Linked DNA regions of Mus musculus: region 2 is linked to region 1. Evidence: chromatin loops called from intact Hi-C (ENCODE). Cell type or tissue: left cerebral cortex. All regions are shown on one strand. Links, peaks and the distances in the headings refer to the core of each region. The heading gives the core; the rest is flanking DNA. Region 1 has its middle 12 kb from the start of Barx2. Region 2 overlaps Nfrkb (nuclear factor related to kappa B binding protein).

Region 1 (10,220 bases), core at 1,278-9,277:
AAGGAAAAAGTATGATTTTTCTGGCATAAAACAGCATCATGTGAAATAATCCAAAACCAGAAAGAAATGCTAAAGTATCCTAAAGTATCCACCCTAGAAAATCAGTCGGAGAATCCCGGGATAGTTACATTGTTTTCTTCTTCTTCTTCTTCTTCTTCTTCTTCTTCTTCTTCTTCTTCTTCTTCTTCTTCTTCTTCTTCTTCTTCTTCTTCTTCTTCTTCTTCGCCTCCTCCTCCTCCTCCTTCCTCTTCCTCTTCCTCCTCTTCTTCTTCTACCTCTTCCTCTTCTTCCCCTTCTCTTCCTCCTCCCCTTCCTCTTCCTCCTCCTCTTCCTCTTCCTCCTCCTCTTCCTCTTCCTCCTCCTCTTCCTCCTCCTTCTCCTCCTCCTCCTTTTCTAATCAAGCAATGTTTCTGCAGACAAACATGTTACTTAACTTCCAACAGACAGCCTCAGGACAATTTTTCCATTTCTCCGATGTTATGGATTTTCCTTCATTTCTTTCAACAGTTATAGGAAGGTGAAGACCTAAACAGGCTGCAAATTACCAGAGTAAATGAACAAAATGGTGCCAATCTCTCTATTCATTTCAATTATGGAAGCTGACTGCCTTTTTTTTTTAATGGAATTCAAAGTTATTACAGAACAGAGAACCTCTGATTCCACTGCCAGTCCACATTCTGATACGTTTGCTTAAATCAATTATTAAGTTACTTAGATATGTCTCCAGAAGCTGCCAAAACATCTGGTGGATTCAATCAGGTCAAAAGGAAATTGTGCCAAGTCGCAGGGGGTGGGGGGAACGGGAATTAGTCTGATTACTCATTTGTACAGGCAGAACAAGGAGTTGTTTTCTTCCAGTAGACAGTAAGAGGATATAGCTCCATAGGTTTTGGTTTTCTCTTTGGAAGCCAGAATACAGCCCATAATTCCTGAAAGAGGTTGCAATTTTTATCAGTTAATGCTTGCAAAGTTTTCTGACAGATCTTCGGTCCAAAATGTAATGGGTGTGAAGCTGTCTTATTCATGTCTGTGAGACAATTCCGTGCTCGTTTGAATTCTGTGTTCTGGAAGTTGGAAGCAAGCCAATGGACTGATGCTGTTTGATATTCCCTGAATGCTGAAATAAAATAAATAAAATAAAATAAAATAAAATAAAATAAAATAAAATAAAATAAAATAAAATAAAAGTAGCTGTGCCAGCAATCACAGAACAGTGCCCGCGGTGTAACAAAATCCCGCACTTGATTTTCATCGACTAAAGTATATCTATCCAGGGCTCTTCACTGGAACCTTCGCGCACAGAATGCTTCTCTATAGGATCTAATATAATCTGGGACCAACAGAGAATTTTGATTTCTTCAGCCCTCTCATATGACATCTTCAACGGATACCTGGAATTTCAAATCACTATCTTCATAAATCATGTGGCTACAGCCCCCAGAGAAGGAGAAAGAGAGAGAGAGAGAGTCCCAAGACCCTGCCATTCTGAGGACACTGTCTTGATTTGCCTTTTCTGTAAGTTACTTGAGGAAGAAATACCCTGTGGTTTGTAGCACTCTATTGAAGATCTGTTTGAGAAATCTGCAAGAGCATACAGAGTCTCCATTGAAAATACACAGGAGAAAAAGAAAGCATTTTCATATTGATTTGTGACGTTAAGGACAGATTACCTGGCTGTATCTGATTTTTATAGCTTTCTTATCTGCATATAGTTTTAAGCTAAAAGGAAAAGCCAGAGATGATTAGAAACGATCATTGATATACCGTTCAACATAAACTTTGTATGGAGGTCAGAGGTGACTGTCTTTCCTACTGAATATTCTAGAGCACACAATCACTCACGCTGATGTCTGTGTAGAACTCGCTGGATAGCTTAATTATTCAGAGTTAATTGTTAATGAGCTAGTTTCTGTTTTGTTTTGTCTAATGTATTTCTATCTCCTAAGGAGGAAAAAAATAGTTCTTTGCTCCAGGGACAATGAAATTCAAAGAAACCAATTTTCTTAGTAGAAGGAAGAAGGGTTTTTTTTGTTGTTTTGTTTTTTGTTTTTTTCAGGAGATGGGGAAATACTTTATTTAGAGTCTCAGTATGATAGACTCTTGCTCCATTTTAAAAATAAATAAGGGCTGGAAAGACTGCTCAGGTATCAATACTACTAGCTGCTCTTCCAGAGGACCTGAGTTCAATTCCCAGCACCCATATGATGGCTCACAACCATCTGTAATGTGTGTGTGTGTGTGTGTGTGTGTGTGTGTGTGTGTGTGTGTGTGTGTGTGTGTGTGTGTAATGATATGTATATATATTTTTATGTTTGATATTTTCTCTGTGTAGTTCTGGCTGTCCTGTGTCCTGGTACTCACTTTGTAGACTAGCCTTGGTTCAAAGTCACAGAGATCTGCCTGTATCTGCCTCCCAATTGTTGGGATTAAAGGCATGCACTACCATGCCCAGCCTGAGAATCTATTCTTGAACAGGCTACAAAAACCATTTCCTAAAAAGCTCAGAATTACTGACAAGCAAAATGAAAATGCCAGGCCTCAGCCAGGCGTGGTGGCGTATGCCTTTAATACCAGCACTCGGGAGGCAGAGGCAGGCAAATTTCTGAGTTCAAGGCCAGCCTGGTCTACAGAGTGAGTTCCAGGTCAGCCAGGGCTATACAGAGAAACCCTGTCTCAAAAAACCAAAAATCAAAGGAAGAAAGAAAGAAAGAAAGGAAAGGAGAGGAGAGGAGAGGAGAGGAGAGGAGAGGAGAGGAGAGGAGAGGAGAGGAGAGGAGAGGAGAGGAGAGGAGAGGAGAGGAGAGGAGAGGAGAGGAAAAGAAAAGAAAAGAAAAGAAAAGAAAAGAAAAGAAAAAAGAAAATGCCAGGCCTCCGGTCAAAACTTGAGCATAGCCTACCTGCCTGCAGACACATGGAGGCCAGCAGCCTATAAATGAGCCTAAAGACAAACTGAGAGAGAAGCCATTTACAAGGTTGCATTCTGGAGCACAGAGGCACACATAAAAGAGCCTAAGTGAATCACACTCTGTGTGTGGGCATGTGGCCTGGTATGACACTTCTGGAGGGCAGCTTGGCGCCATGTCAAAGTCAAAGAACGATGCGGCAATCTCAGTCTACAAACTGAAACCAAAGCTGCGGTTCTCAATTGTGATAATGCCAAGCATAAGGCTCTAGGACAGTGGTTCTCAACCTGTGGGTCCCGACCCCTCTGGGGGTCAAATATGCATACCAGATATCCTGCATATCAGATATCCTGCATACCAGACGTTTATGTCACAGAAAAACAATTACACTTATGGTTGGGGGTTTACCACAACATGAGGCGCTATATTAAAGAGTCACAGCATTAAGAAGTTGAGAACCACTGGTCTAGGAGAACTTGCCTGAAAACTGTTAACACCTAGGGTGTGAGAGTTGACCTTTCTTTGGGTTTTGAGGTGTTTTGTTTGGTTCGTTTTGTTGTTTGTTTGTTTGTGGGGGTTGGCTTGTTATTTGGGTTGTTTCCTTTTTCTTTTGCTTGTTGTTTGAGACAGGATCTCTCTAGGTAGCCTTGGATGTCCTAGAAGTCACTTTGTAGATCAGCCTGGCCTTGAACTTCCTGAGATCTGCCTGCTTCTGCCTCCAGGTCCTGGGATTAAGTGCAAATCCTGCCTTGTCAGGTAAGAATTGGCATTTTTAAACAACACAATAAAAACGGGAAGGCCCTAAGCAGAAAGGCATATGTTAATTACGAGATTCATTTAAATTGTGGAAAATCAACATTTATTTCACACTTCTGAGCCTCAGTTTTCTCATGCTTTACACACACGTAAAATCCATTGTTTAAATGTGTATCTTTTAAATCCCTTGTGGGATTTAAACATTTAAACAATGCCCAACATAAAGATAAACAACTGTCAATTATTAATACTGAGTGAAAAAATCCATTTAAACAATGTAGTCTAAAATACAATTCAGTTTTTGAAATATTGTTCATGGACATGCATGTCCATGAAGACTGGTCCCAAAACATATTCAAATATTAATTAGTAATTTTTACTAGGAAAATTTACAGGATTTGTCTAGCCTTTCTGAAGTTTTAAACAATATTTCTACTATTTTATTTTATACTGTGTATTTAAAATAAATATATATATACAATATATACTATATGTATTAAAAGGTAGTTCCCCCAAAACTATTTAAATTTTAAAATATCTAAAATATTTAGACTACTTAAAATTCTAATATTAAAATGTTTAAAATATTTAAGTTAAAAATTGTATATTGGGCTGGAGAGATGGATCAGTGGTTAAGAGCCACATGGTGGCTCACAACAATCTGTAATGAGATCTAACGCCCTCTTCTGGTGTGTCTGAAGACAGCCACAGTGTACTTATATATAATAAATAAATAAATAAATCTTTGGGCCAGAGTGAGCAGGGCTGGAGAGAGAAGAAAAAGTGTCTGAAGACAGCTACAGTATACACACATATAATAAATAAATAAATCTTTTTAAAAAATTGTATAGTTAATAGCTAGACATAGTGGCACACAGCTTTAATCCCAGCACTCTGGAGTCAGAGGTTAGCAGATCAATGTAAAATTGAGGCCACCTTAGTCCACACAGCAGTTCTAGGCCACAATGAGGCTTTGTCTGAAAAAAAAAAAAAAAAAAAAAAAGAAAGAAGAAGAAGAAGCAAAAGTTGTATACTTAATGAAAAGTGTACTTTAATACTATCTTATATTTGCATAACACATTTACAGAAGTGTTTTGCATGCATTGCTCCCTGGGAGCCTGGAGCAGTCCTATGTATTTAAACCAATATGTGTACTACTCCTGTTTTACATTGGGGAAAATGAACTCACCTGCTTCCCTTAGGCTGACTACAGACAGCTCAAGTTTTAGAGTGGAGCCCCAAATCTAGTTGTTGGGGTTTTTTTGTTGTTGTTGTTGTTTGTTTGTTTGTTTGTTTGTTGTTTTTGTTTTTGTCCAAGTTCAGAATACCCTCTATCCCTCTATTGGACAGTATTTTCTGATTAGTACCAGTTACGTTTAAAAAAAAATATAATTTCTACTGTTCACTTGCCTGCCCAGTAGTTTTGTTGTCTTTTTATACACTAAGCCATTGATAACATTGAAATTTACTTGACTATTAAGAAGACTGACAGGAATATATACATACATATATAATCATCTCATGGGCCAGGAAGCTTCGGTTATGAAGTAGTCTAAATATGAATAGTCCCCATTGCCCTTTAAAATCAACAGAAATTTCATGAGCAAGGAAAGGTAGCTGACAAGTATGTGGAGTAAGGGTTGCCAATTGGATTGCTGTGAACTCCTCTGAGCGCTCTCGGGCCAGCCGTCCAGCCCTGAGCATGGCCCTGACAAAGATTAATCAGCAAGCAAATTTAGCTGTTGACTCTGCTTGGAACCCATGGGAGCCTGAGGCAGCAGCAAGACCTCAGAGCAGCAGTTACTGCCCTCTGGCAGAGGACAAGGACGTTCTTCGCGCTTGCGGTGGAATCACGGCTCCCTCTATTGGCAGGACACGGGAATGCGCCTGAAGACAGCCACTGAAGCGCTGACGTCAGCGCTAACTTCTGTTCCGTTCTCCAGCGACCCTTGAGGCTTGTGGTGGAGCAGACTATATAGAACTGTGTCAGTAGCATCACTAACCACTGCACTTCCCATATCCGGAACCAGCTTTAGATGTGGCCGGGAAGGCTGTTTGCTGATCTTAAATTCATCAAGGACTTGAATAGTCATCTAAAATCATTTAAGTGATTTAACGCTACTTTGTAACGTGTATTTGACAAAAGATATGGGAGCAGACCATGATACAGGAAGAATGTTTACAGTACCCTACTCGGCAACCCTGGCTGTGCCCTGATGCTACAGCGTGAGACCAAATCCAAGCTGCATGTATGGACCTCAACCGATACTGAAAGCCCACTGACCTGAGGTAATGAGCCTTAGAGACTCTATTAGTACACTTGGCAGACCTCTAATATGATCTACACTGTGACCTTACAGTGTATTTTAGTGTACATGTGCCTACTACACTGTAGTTTGGATGCATTTCACATTACCCTAGACTTACAAACACAGCTGCTCTCGTTTAACTACGGCAGTAAACGTTCTGAGAAAGGGAACGGAGAGTGTGGCTGAAATTGGAAAATGTAAGGTTAAAAATATATTAATAATAGGATGTCCATAGAACAAGGCAGACTGAAAACATCTCAGCTTTTCTAACCTGAAGAAAAAGCTCTGGCCTTAGAAATGACTAAGACACTGTTGAGTTGGCAGCAGTGACAGGACTTTTTCACATGAAATGCCTATTTCCTTATTCTCTCCTGCCCTGCAATAGGACATACCAAGCTAACCAGTCTGGCCAGGCATGAAAAGCAAGTTTGTATGTCACTACAACCATCCAGTCCTGCCGAACATTTCAGAGCTGAGCTCTAGTTCATGTGGCTGGCTGAAACCAGCGCAAACTACAAAGCACTGTGGATAATCATTAAGAAGCTGGCTTGGGTCCTGCATTCTTAGTGGCTGCTTAGCCAATCAGATAACCGGGTTTGGGAACATTGTTGTTTCTTGATATTTAATAGCACATTGTTCAATACAGCATTTTCCTTTTACACTGCCTTCTCACAAGCATGGCTGTGCTAGAGAAAATGGACAAAACTCTAATAAAGAGGTAATTTACTTAATTATTTGTTGAGCATCATTTCTGTCTCAGGAATGGTGGGGTTGGAAGTATGGGTAAACATGGGTAAAAAATGGACACTCCTTCCTCAGAATAGCAGGCAAATGAATCAGCAAGCCGCTACCTATACCCAAGGTGGTATGTTCGAAACTAGTCCAGTTATAGCTCCGTCTTAGAGAAGATCATGGAAGAATCACAGAAACGGGGATGAAAAAAACCCACACTTTTGCATCCGAGCTAAGGCCTGAAGGAAGATTGTGAGTTAGCATGAAGTGAATGAAATGTGAAAATTGTTCAAGGAGGGGGCAAGAGAAACATCCCAAGTCGAGAGGCAAGTGAAGCAAACTGTTGGGTGGTCTACAGGTGACATGTGTAGTTCTAGAGAGAGCGTAGTTACTGATGGCAAGGTCAGGAGAGGCCGAGGAGAGAAGAGCAGCCCAGGACCATAGCACCTTGTACATTAGCATCAATTTACCCTTACCCTGAAAACTCCCCAGCAAGGGAGTGATGTAAGCACTCGCACAAGTGTACATGTGAGAGGAGCAGAGAGGGATCGGGGACCAGTTAAGGAGCACCCACAGCAAGGCCAGTGAGTAATGGCTACTTTCTGAAGGAATGGAGATGAAGTGACAGGAGAGATGGGAGTCATTTTCAGAAGTTTGAATCTGCAAGACTTGAGGATGATTCTTTTTTTTAATATTTTTTATTACATATTTTCCTCAATTACATTTCCAATGCTATTCCAAAAGTCCCCCATACCCTCCCCCCCACTTCCCTACCCACCCATTCCCATTTTTTTGGCCCTGGCGTTCCCCTGTACTGGGGCATATAAAGTTTGCGTGTCCAATGGGCCTCTCTTTCCAGTGATGGCCGACTAGGCCATCTTTTGATACATATGCAGCTAGAGTCAAGAGCTCCAGGGTACTGGTTAGTTCATAATGTTGTTCCACCTATAGGGTTGCAGATCCCTTTAGCTCCTTGGGTACTTTCTCTAGCTCCTCCATTGGGAGCCCTGTGATCCATCCATTAGCTGACTGTGAGCATCCACTTCTGTGTTTGCTAGGCCCCGGCATGGTCTCACAAGAGACAACTACATCTGGGTCCTTTCGATAAAATCTTGCTAGTGTATGCAATGGATTCTTTTTTTATTATTTTATGTATATGAGTACACTGTAGCTGTACAGATGGTTGTGAGCCATCATGTGGTTGCTAGGAATTGAACTCAGAACCTCTGCTCACTCCTGACCAAAGATTTATTTATTATTATAGGTAAGACTGTAGCTGTCATCAGACACACCAGAAGAGGGTGTCAGATCTTATTACACATGGTTGTGAGCCACCATGTGCTTGCTGGGATCTGAACTTAGAACCTTCGGAAGGGCAGTCAGTGTTCTTAACCACTGAGCCATCTCTCCAGCCCCCTTGAGGGTGATTCTGATGTGAGAAAAGCAAACAAGTCAACGGCAGGAATGGCTGAGTTTAACCATGCATGGTGTTCATTCCTATAATCCCAGCCATCGGGGGCCTGGGACAGGAAAAGCATGAGTTTAAGTCTAGCTTAGACTACAAAGCAACTTCAAGCAAGCCTAGACCACTGGATAGAAAGGTATTGCCTCAAAAAATATGAGATCAGGGTGTGATGGTACATGACTTTAATCCTAGCATGCTAGAGCCAGGCAGATCTCTCTGAGTTGGAAACCAGCAGAGTGTACAACCCAGGGACTTCCAGGCCAGCCAAGGCTACACAAAGAGGCTCTGCCTCAAAAAACAAAGAAAGAAAGAAAGAAACAAAGAAAAATGATACAATTTAAAATCCAGGTATAGTGATTCATACCTATAATCCCAAGACTTGGGATGCTAAATCAGGAAGAAGGCCAGAAATTTGAGCCCAGTCTATGATAGACAGTAAATTCAGTCCAAACTAACCTGTCTGGAAAAAAAAAGGCTTAAATAAATTTTTCTCCAAAGCTATTATAGAAATGCCAAACCCAGACCAGAAAAGATGTTCAGTATTATTCATCATTGGGAAAATAGAATGAATAAATCAAAACCATAAGCATATAATCCTTCACACATGTTACCATAAAAAACAGTGTTGGTAAGGATGTAGAGAAATTAGAGCCCTTGCCTTGATGTGGTTGGTGAGAAAGTTAAACAGCGCAACTGTTATAAAAGTAGCCTAGCAGTTCCTCAGAAATCTAAACATAAAATCACCACACTGTCTTAGTTATTTCTATTGCTATGCTAAGACACCATGACCATGGCAACTTAAAAAAAAGGAGAGAGCTTATTGGCCTTACAGTTTCAGAAAGTGTGTCCGTGGCCATTGTAACAGAGCATGTTGGGCAGGCAGGCAGACATGGTGTTAGAAAAGTAGCTAAGAACTTGCATCCTGATCTATAAGCACAAGGCAGAAAGAGCTAACTGGGAATGCTATGGGTTTTTGAAACCTCCGAGCCCACCCCTAGTAACACTCCTCTCCCAACAAGTCCTCATCCTAATCGGTCCCAGTCCCACCAACTGAGAACTAAATATTCAAACATACCGGGACTGGAGGGGGAGGGCTTTCTCATTCAAACTAGCGCACACACATCACCCAGATATAGAGCCCTAGAAATGTACTCAAAATAGTCCTAAAGAGGAAACACAAAAATATATTCAGATGCTCACTACATTATCTATTGTGGCTAAAAAAAAAAAATAGAAAGAACACAAGTATATCAATAGGAAATCAGATAAGCAACAAAGGTTACATACACACAGTGAAATGTTACTTGGCTATACAAAGGCATAAACTTCTGATATATTCTACATGTGAATGAGTCTTCTAAGTATTACACTAATTGAAATAAGTCAGTCAAAATTATGTAAGTACTGTGTAACCAAATGTATAGCCCACTTGGCCAGAGAGGCACTTGGAAGCTATTGAGAGTACAAAATTAGAATCACAGTTAATAAGGCTTTCCTGGAGAAATGTGAACAAATTTCTATTAACTCTAGTTAGTGTAGCAACCACAGATAAAAGAAATTATTCTGTTCAAGTGTACCTTGTTGAGCCAATGAGTTTATTAGAATTACTTACAGGGACATGAGCAATTCAAAGGTATCCACATTACTGAAAAGTCCACTCCGCGTAGGTGAGGACTGAGGGACACTGAAGCTAACAGGCAGCTTCTTAGCAGAAGAGTCTCCTCTGAGGCTTGCAGAGGTCGTGAGGGTCCAGACATTGTGGGGCAGAGAGGAGGTAACATGTTCCCCTGTGTGCATCTGATGTTAATATTGATTATCAGTTTCACAGGATCTAGAATCACCTTGAAGACATGGTTCCAAGCATCCCTGTGAGGGATTAGATTATATGCCTCTGTGCATACCTGTGTGGGATAGTTTAGATTGCATTAGCCTCTGTGCATACCTGTGATGGAATATCTTGGTTAGGTTAATTCCAGGGGGAAGACAACCCCCCCCCCCAATAAAGATGGGAGCACCAAAACACGGCTATCTGAAAAGAAGATATCTCACCGAACA
Region 2 (8,000 bases), core at 1-8,000, 510 kb before region 1:
GCAGGAGAGAGAGAGAAAGAGGGGGAGGGGGGAAGGAATAGAGGAGTAGAGGCTGGTTATGAGCATGTGGAGAGAGAGAGAGGGGACAGAGAGGGAGCAAGAAGGCAAGAGCAAGATGTCTTTTTTTTTTAAGATTCATTTTTAAAAAATTTTGTGTGTACCTGTGCCTATTTTAATGTATGCCATATGAGTGTAGGTGCCCATGGAGACCAGAAGAAGGCATGGAATCTCCTGGAGGTGGAGTTATCAGGGCTGGAGCCATCTGATACGGATCCTGGGAACCAAGCACTGGTTCTCTGGAAGAGCAACAAGTGCTCTTAACTGCTGGGTCATCTCTCCAGCCCTCCTTATTCTATAACAAAAGAAAGGTTTCTACAGTTAGTTAGTTCCCAGGATCCTTACAGTGAAGATGAGTTTAGCATCTTAGTTGTACACCATTCTTTTCAGAGTGATTGATGAGCCAGTGGTAGGACAGAGCTAGGTTGAGGTCCAGTCTGCTTTTTCTCTGGCTTTTGTAGCTACTGGTTAGAGTTGTCTCACATTTCCCTTTGCTCTGTTCTTAGGTGAACACAGTGGTGAGTGGCGCACTGGATCGATTGCATTATGAGAAAGACCCTTGTGTGAAATATGACATCGGTCGGAAGCTGTGGATCTACCTGCATCGTGACCGGAGTGAGGAAGAGTTTGGTATGAGGCCTTCAGTATGCTGACTAATGGGGGGCATCTGCCTTTCAGTTCCATATCTATTATTCTGTTTGTTGGATTCAGTTAGGATAGGGTTATGGAACAAGAATCCAGTCCACCACCAAGGCCTGGCTTATCTTACTTTGTTTTTGAGAAAGAATCTTGCAGTTTAGCCAGCTATGACGATGTGTGGAACTTGCTGTGGGCCAAGCTGGCTTTGAACTTGAGATGATCTACCTTTGTCATCCCAGTTCTGGGCTTACAGTTGTGCAAATCACAACCAACTGTTTGTTTTGATTTGATTTGAGAGAGAGTCTAAGCAGGCTGCCTTGACCGTACTGTTTTCCTGCTTCAGTCTCCAAGAAGTGAGTGGATTACAGCTTCTGCTTGGAGAGGCCTTGGTTTTTAACAAAGTCAAATTTCCTAAATTTTATAACATCCTTGTTTATAGAACGGATTCATCAAGCTCAAGCAGCGGCAGCTAAAGCCAGAAAAGCTCTTCAACAAAAACCCAAGCCGCCATCCAAGGTGGTAAGTTACCTCATAAGAGCATTTCCTGTAGAGATTTGTGGTGAGACAGCGTAGCATAGATACTCGGCTTTCACCTGACCCAGTGCCTCGGGAGCCTTCGTTCATGTTGCCTAAGGTAGATTGTTTTTTTCTTCTCTAGAAGTCCAGTAATAAGGAGGGCTCCACGAAGGGCCTTAGCGGTCCTTCCGAGCAGAGCCAGATGAGCCTCAGTGACTCTAGCATGCCGCCCACCCCAGTTACGCCTGTAACACCCACCACGCCAGCATTGCCCACCCCCATCTCTCCTCCACCCGTGTCAGCGGTGAACAGAAGTGGCTCTAGCACGGTCTCTGAGCCAGCCCAGTCTAGTTCAGGGTAAGCACCTTTGTCTTCCCAGTTCTTCCCTCAGAGTCTTTTCAGACTTACATCCTGACTTTTTGTTTTTCCTGTTGCTTTTCCTCAGTGTGCTTCTGGTGTCCTCACCGACAATGCCACAGCTAGGGACGATGCTTTCCCCAGCTTCCATCCAGACTCCACCCAGTTCTCAGGCCACTGCTCGGGTTGTCAGCCATTCCAGCTCAGCAGGACTACCCCAGGTTCGGGTGGTAGCCCAGCCCAGCCTTCCTGCTGTTTCCCAGCAGTCAGTAGGGCCAGCACAGCCACTACCCCAGATGCCAGCAGGACCACAGATTCGTGTGCCAGTCACTGCTACTCAAACCAAAGTAGTACCCCAGGTAAATGGATGCTGCATGCCATTGGGATACAGGGCCATGTGGGCCTAGAGGTAGACTAATGAGTCAAAACAAGCAGAGCTTGAAGACCTGGAAGTCACATATTGTTGGTGTTGACAGTGAAGCTCATTGAAGTAATCATCTAATGTTCAGAGCTTCAGGGAAGATGTTGAAAGCTGGGAAAGTACTTTTAGGTACTCTGTTTTCCATGTTGGAAACAAGACCTTCACTCTTGGACAAGGCTCTGTAGAAGTGGACTGAGATTTCAAAGGTTGTGATTCTGAGTTCCCACTGTGCTGTTGCCATACCTTTGTGATTCAAGACAGAGTCCTGTCTTTGTCTCATTTTCCTTCCCTATATGTAAAACCGAAGAATCACCTTTGTTTTCAGTATAAGGAAATGAAATAGGATGTTGAATGTAAAACATTGCAAACATTGTACAAATATAGGAAATGCGGTGTCAATTCAAGTAGGGCCCCTGCTTCCTTGGCTGGAAGTATTTTGGTGTCTAATTGGTCTCTTGACTTCACATCCTGAACTAGGCAGTTATGGCAACAGTTCCAGTCAAGGGGCAAACTGCAGCAGCCTCTGTGCAACGGCCTGGACCTGGGCAGACAGGGCTCACAGTGACGAATCTTCCGGCTGCAGTCAGCCCCGTGAGCAAGACAGCCATGAGTTCTCCTGGGAACTCTGCTCCAAGTGCCTCCACCACAGCCGTTATTCAGAACGTCACAGGACAGAACATCATCAAGCAGGTAGGTGGACCTGACTCTAAATGGTCCCAAAGCTACAGCAAATGACTGATGGTGTAGGACATTGCCGAATAGCTTGGGTGCTATGGGGAAGGATTTGTTACCTTTGACTGCTGGTTTGGAGACTTGTCAGGTGAGTACCACATTCTGACCCTTCAGAGGCAGAGCAGCCTTCATGTTCTTCTCTTTCCTTGTATTTCAGCATTTGGTAGCTGAGATTTGGGGTTATGTTTCAGTTTCCCTGAGTTTATGCAGTTAGCTCCCGTGGCATACTTTACTGCAGGGTTTTCAGTTTGTCGTTTGTAAAGGTGGAGTATATATTTGTTTTTTTCCTTCACTGTGAATATGCAAGTCTGATCTCTGTACTTGTGAAGCCATGGGGCAGTGGTGGCATGTGCTTTTAGTTCCAGCACTTGGAAGGCAGAGGCAGGTGGATGTCTGAGTTCGAGGCCAGCCGGGTCTGCAGAGCGATTTCCAGGACAGTTAGGGCCACACAGAGAAACCCTGCCTCAGGGTAAAGAACAATTGTGAAGCCAGTTGACATCTAGGACTCGAGCAGATGAGAGCACGTGCTTTACCCCACTGTGCGGTTAGAGATGTCAGGCCTCAGTCCTGGCACTGTGGGTAGGTGGTGTAACTACGCCAGTGTGCAGAGGAAGAAGCAGACATTCCCTTCAGCAGTCGCATGCTGTCTTTGGGGAATGTAGGCGTTGTTAGACAGACTAAGCCCCTCGCTAGAGCTCATGTGTCACAGGAGAGGGAGATGATAGATAGGGGAGATTCCGTGTCATGGTTACTTTTGCCACGGTGATGGGAAGTGGCTTCTCTGAGGAGGTGAGATTTGAAGGAGATGAATGAAGCTGCTGTGCCACATAATGGTGACCTGGAGATAGAATACTTTCTGTGTAGACCTGCAAAGTAAGTGTCTTACATCAGAAACACTATGTGTCATGCCGAGTCACTGTGGTCACATTAGTGCACAAGCAGTGCATTTGGGAAGGTTGATAGTGCTTACATGGTGTTGAGCTTTGATGCTCACTTAAATGTGATGGTGAGCCACAGGCAGACTGTGGGACTGGTTTGCAGTTAATCCCTAGCTACTGGATACAGTGCACTTTGGGGAGCAAGAATAAAACCAAGGAGACTATGTAGAGCAGTTGCAGCGGGCCAGGTGAGAGGTCTGGAGGGCATTTGTTAGATGTGGTAAGAAGTGAACATAACTTATGTGGTTTGCTGGTAGCTTGAATGTGAATCTAAAAAAAGTGTTCCTGTGGGTTATGGATGGAATGGGTAGGTATTATGAGAAGGATAAAGTTGGAGGGTGGACCATATGGGACACAGAGATTATTAGTGTATGCCTGCAGATTGGGCAGCACCTGGGTGGGCTATGGTACAAAGTATTGATGAGACTTATCACTGTGTGTGACTGTCAAGTAGATGTGACTAGGACCAGGATATGGATTGTTAAAGGGAATGGCAGATGAGGAATTGGAAATAAATAAGTGAGTAATTTAAAGACAAAGATGGCAATAATTTGGATTAGAGTGTTGTGTGCAGGTGAATCAATCATATTTGATGGGTTTTTTTTTTTTTTTGGAATGGCCAGTATCGTTTGTACCTGTTTTTTTTTTTTTTGTTTTGTTTTGTTTTTTGTTGTTGTTGTTGTTTTTTTTTGTTTTTTGTTTTTTGTTTTTTAATAGCAGTGATCCAGTAGAAGGGACACTGAGAGAAAGGCATTGAGTAGAACAAAGGGGTTAAGCTATTATTTACTGGGCACTGTGAAGCTGGTAAGTGATGAATCCAGGAAGTCTGGTTCCAGAACCCCCTTCTTGGAGCTGGTGCACCACTGTTGCTCAAAATTGGTGGGCTTGTTGTAAATAGATGGATTTAGCATACCAGAGGATTGTAGGGAGATGGAGAAGGACAGGCAGGAATGTGTGTGCTGATAGTACTTGCTGCGTGGTGAGGGCATTGTGGTTAGTGTTTTTAGCTTAAGGAAAAAAAAAACCAAAACCTTTGCTAAGTTACATAACTATGTCTCCCTCCCCGCCTCTGTAAATACACACACACACACATACATGCACACACACATATAATATATATATGTGTGTGTGTGTGTGTGTGTGTATATATATATATATGTATATATATACACATATATATGTATGTATGTATATGTGTGTGTGTGTATATATATATATATATATAAAATCACAAAATAATGTATCTTGATATACTTTAAAATATCCCAGTTCTTATGGTGTGGGCTGGTAGGTGTAGCTCAGTGGTGAGGCCCTGGATTTAACATCCTTTGTGAGGGCATGTCTGCTTTATTAAACCTCATGTATCCATGCTGCTGCTGGTAACTCTGAAAATTCCAGCTCAAATCTCTTCCATTGCCTTATAAAGCCAGGAAAGGACAGATAAGATTGACAAAGTAATGATATTTGAAGCTGGGTAAAGGTTATATGGCTTATTACATTTTTCTTTACTTTTGTTTGTGTTTACCGTTTTTCAAAATGAAATGTTAGAGATACATGAAGTGTATGCCCATGGGTAGACATTTGCCTGGTCTTGCTGATGACCAGTTTAGCACTGTGAATCTCTTTGTACTCTGTTTTCCCATCTAGGTGTCGATCACTGGACAGCTTGGTGTGAAGCCCCAGACAGGCAGCAGCATTCCACTCACAGCCACAAACTTCCGTATCCAGGGTAAGGATGTACTGCGCCTGCCGCCTTCTTCCATCACCACAGATGCCAAGGGCCAGACGGTTTTGAGAATCACTCCAGACATGATGGCCACATTGGCCAAGTCTCAGGTTACCACAGTCAAACTGACTCAGGACCTCTTTGGAGCAGGAAGTGGCACTGCAGGCAAAGGCATCTCTGCTACCTTGCATGTTACTTCCAACCCTGTCCACGCGGCTGACAGCCCTGCCAAGGCCCCTTCAGCCAGTGTCCCTTCATCAGCTCCAGCAGGTACTACTGTGGTCAAAGTAACTCCTGATCTCAAGCCGACAGAAACTGCAAATTCAGCTTTTCGCTTGATGCCAGCTCTTGGTGTAAGTGTGGCAGATCAGAAGGGAAAGAACACAGTGGCCTCTTCAGAAGCAAAACCTGCCGCCACAATCCGCATCGTGCAGGGGCTGGGAGTGATGCCCCCTAAAGCAGGCCAGACCATTACTGTTGCAGCACATGCAAAGCAAGGAGCCTCTGTTGCTGGAGGGTCTGGAACTGTCCATTCTTCAACGGTGTCCTTACCCAGTATAAATGCCGCTGTGTCAAAGACTGTGGCTGTGGCCTCTGGGGCAACAAGCACCCCCATCAGCATCGGGACTGGAGCCCCCACCGTGCGACAGGTTCCTGTTAACACTACAGTTGTGTCCACATCCCAGTCTGTGAGTAATGTTGATGGTAAAGATTTTAGCCCTCTGCTCAAGAAACTGTTCTGGGAAGAGACGCGTGTCTTAGGGGTTCTTTTGCTGTGATGAAACACCATAACCAAAAGCAACTTGGGGAGGACAGGGTTGTTTTATTTGGCTTACACTTCCACATTTCTATTCATAATTGAAGGAAGCCAGGACAGGAATTCAATCAGGAGAGGACCCTAGAGGCCATGGAAGGGTGCTACTTACTGCCTTGCTTAACCTGCTTTCTTTAGATCCCAGAACTACCACCAGCTCAGGAATGGAATCACCCAAAATGGGCTGGGGCCCTCCCCATCAATAACTAAGGCAGCGTTTTACAGCTGGGACTTTGGAGGCATTTTTCTCAGATGAGTTCTCTCCTTTCAGATGGCACTTAGTTTGTGTTAAGTTGGTATAAACTGAGCCAGGACAACAGGGTTTTGCTACGTAGCCCAGGCTGGCTTAGAATTTGCTATGTGTCTAAGCTGGTCTTGACTCTTGCTCCTTACAAATTGCTTGCTCTTTCTGTCTCAGTCCATCACGTGTTGGGATTGCAGGCATGTAAGACCAGCAAGGGGAAGTTGTTTAGGGTCAGCCCCTGTCCCTTAGGAGACTGAGAACTATCCATATCACTCCATTTGACTTACAGATTTAGGCTATTGTTTTTGGAATGCAATTTACAAAAGTGTAGCATGCATGCATATATATATATACACACACACACACACACACACATATACGTACATACATACATACATACAGATTACAAAGAACTAGGTGATGGTGCACACCTTTACTCCTATCATGTGGAAGGCAGAAACAGATGGATCTCTAAGTCTGAGGTCAGCTTGGTCTACAGAGTTAGTTTTAGGACAGCCAAAGATGCACAAGAGAAAACCCTGTCTTAACATTCCCACTCCCAACCCCCCAAATTAAAAACAAAGGACAGTATCAGAAGTATAGGGTAAAGTACAAAGTTTCCTTTCCCTTCTGGTGTTGTGTTCTTACAAGAGCTAACGAATAATGTATCTATCCTTCTAGTCCTTATCCTGAGCATTCCATGCGTGTGCATGTAGTTAAGAATGTCTCAGCTATCGACCATGTCCTTTTTAGTGATGTAGTAGTTGTCCATCAGCTCTATTGAGGGTCTGTTTCCACCGCTGTTAGCGCCACAGCAGTGGTCTACTGTAAGATAATGTGTGTTGAAAGTTTTGACATTAACTGTGCTGCCAAAAAGACTGTCAGCTACATATTTTTATGTGCATAGGAAGTATTTTCTTCCAGTTTGGAACTGGAGAAGTAGCTCAGTGGTAGTGTGGTTGCCTAGTGGGCTCAAGGCTTTGGCTTTTAGCCATACTGCTATAGAAAAATATTTTCCTTTGATCTTACCTTAGGTTCGGTTTTGTTTCTTTTCTTTCTTGGTGATTTTGCTATGTTCCTGGCTGACGTGAGCTTTCTGTAGACAGAGCACCTTAGCTTCCTGAGTTCCAGGACATTCACTGAGCCCAGTGTGCTCTCTTACCTCTTTTTTTTTTTTTTCATTTTTGTTCATTTTTAATGTTTTTGTGCTTTAAATTTGTTTTTATAAGAGAGAAAGAATATGAAGTTGGGTGGGTAGAATTTGGAGAAGAGAGAACATATTGTATGAAAAAGTAAAATAATAAAAAAGAAAAACTAAGAAAGTTGTCTTGATACCTAGATAACATGAGAGCAACATCTCAGGAGAAGTGTCTGTTCTTGTGGTTGGGAGAAGAGGACTCTGAAGAGTTTGTAGGAAAATCAGCATCAGAAACTAGACAGTTTATTATAAAGTCATTGGATGCCAAATCTCACCTGTACCTGGAAGGTAGACAGTATTAGCAGTACACATGGGTAGCTCCAGAGACATCACTCTACATGGTGTCAGAAAGAACAAC

Evidence for each region. Peaks named below come from ENCODE experiments on the same cell type or tissue, not always from the same donor. Only the 100,000 strongest peaks of a DNase experiment are listed, where the experiment ranks them.
Region 2: a loop joins it to region 1, with 2.6 times the contacts of the local background. A loop is called at or near these places in 2 of 42 quality-filtered maps.

What each region holds. Positions count from the first base shown.
Region 1 is chr9:31,920,528-31,930,747 of GRCm38, forward strand. No RefSeq gene overlaps it. Among named protein-coding and RNA genes, the nearest start is that of Barx2, 12 kb to the left of the region's middle. In left cerebral cortex, for the core only: CTCF peaks have their summits at 4,340 (motif pointing left) and 5,519 (motif pointing left); a DNase peak (open chromatin) is centred at 5,504.
Region 2 is chr9:31,408,710-31,416,709 of GRCm38, forward strand. It overlaps Nfrkb (nuclear factor related to kappa B binding protein), which reads left to right. Exons shown (of 26, transcript NM_172766.3): 18 at 564-687; 19 at 1,136-1,215; 20 at 1,355-1,569; 21 at 1,658-1,928; 22 at 2,468-2,680; 23 at 5,308-6,075. Among named protein-coding and RNA genes, the nearest start is that of Nfrkb, 27 kb to the left of the region's middle. In left cerebral cortex, for the core only: no CTCF peak of the experiment used is centred there; a DNase peak (open chromatin) is centred at 3,266.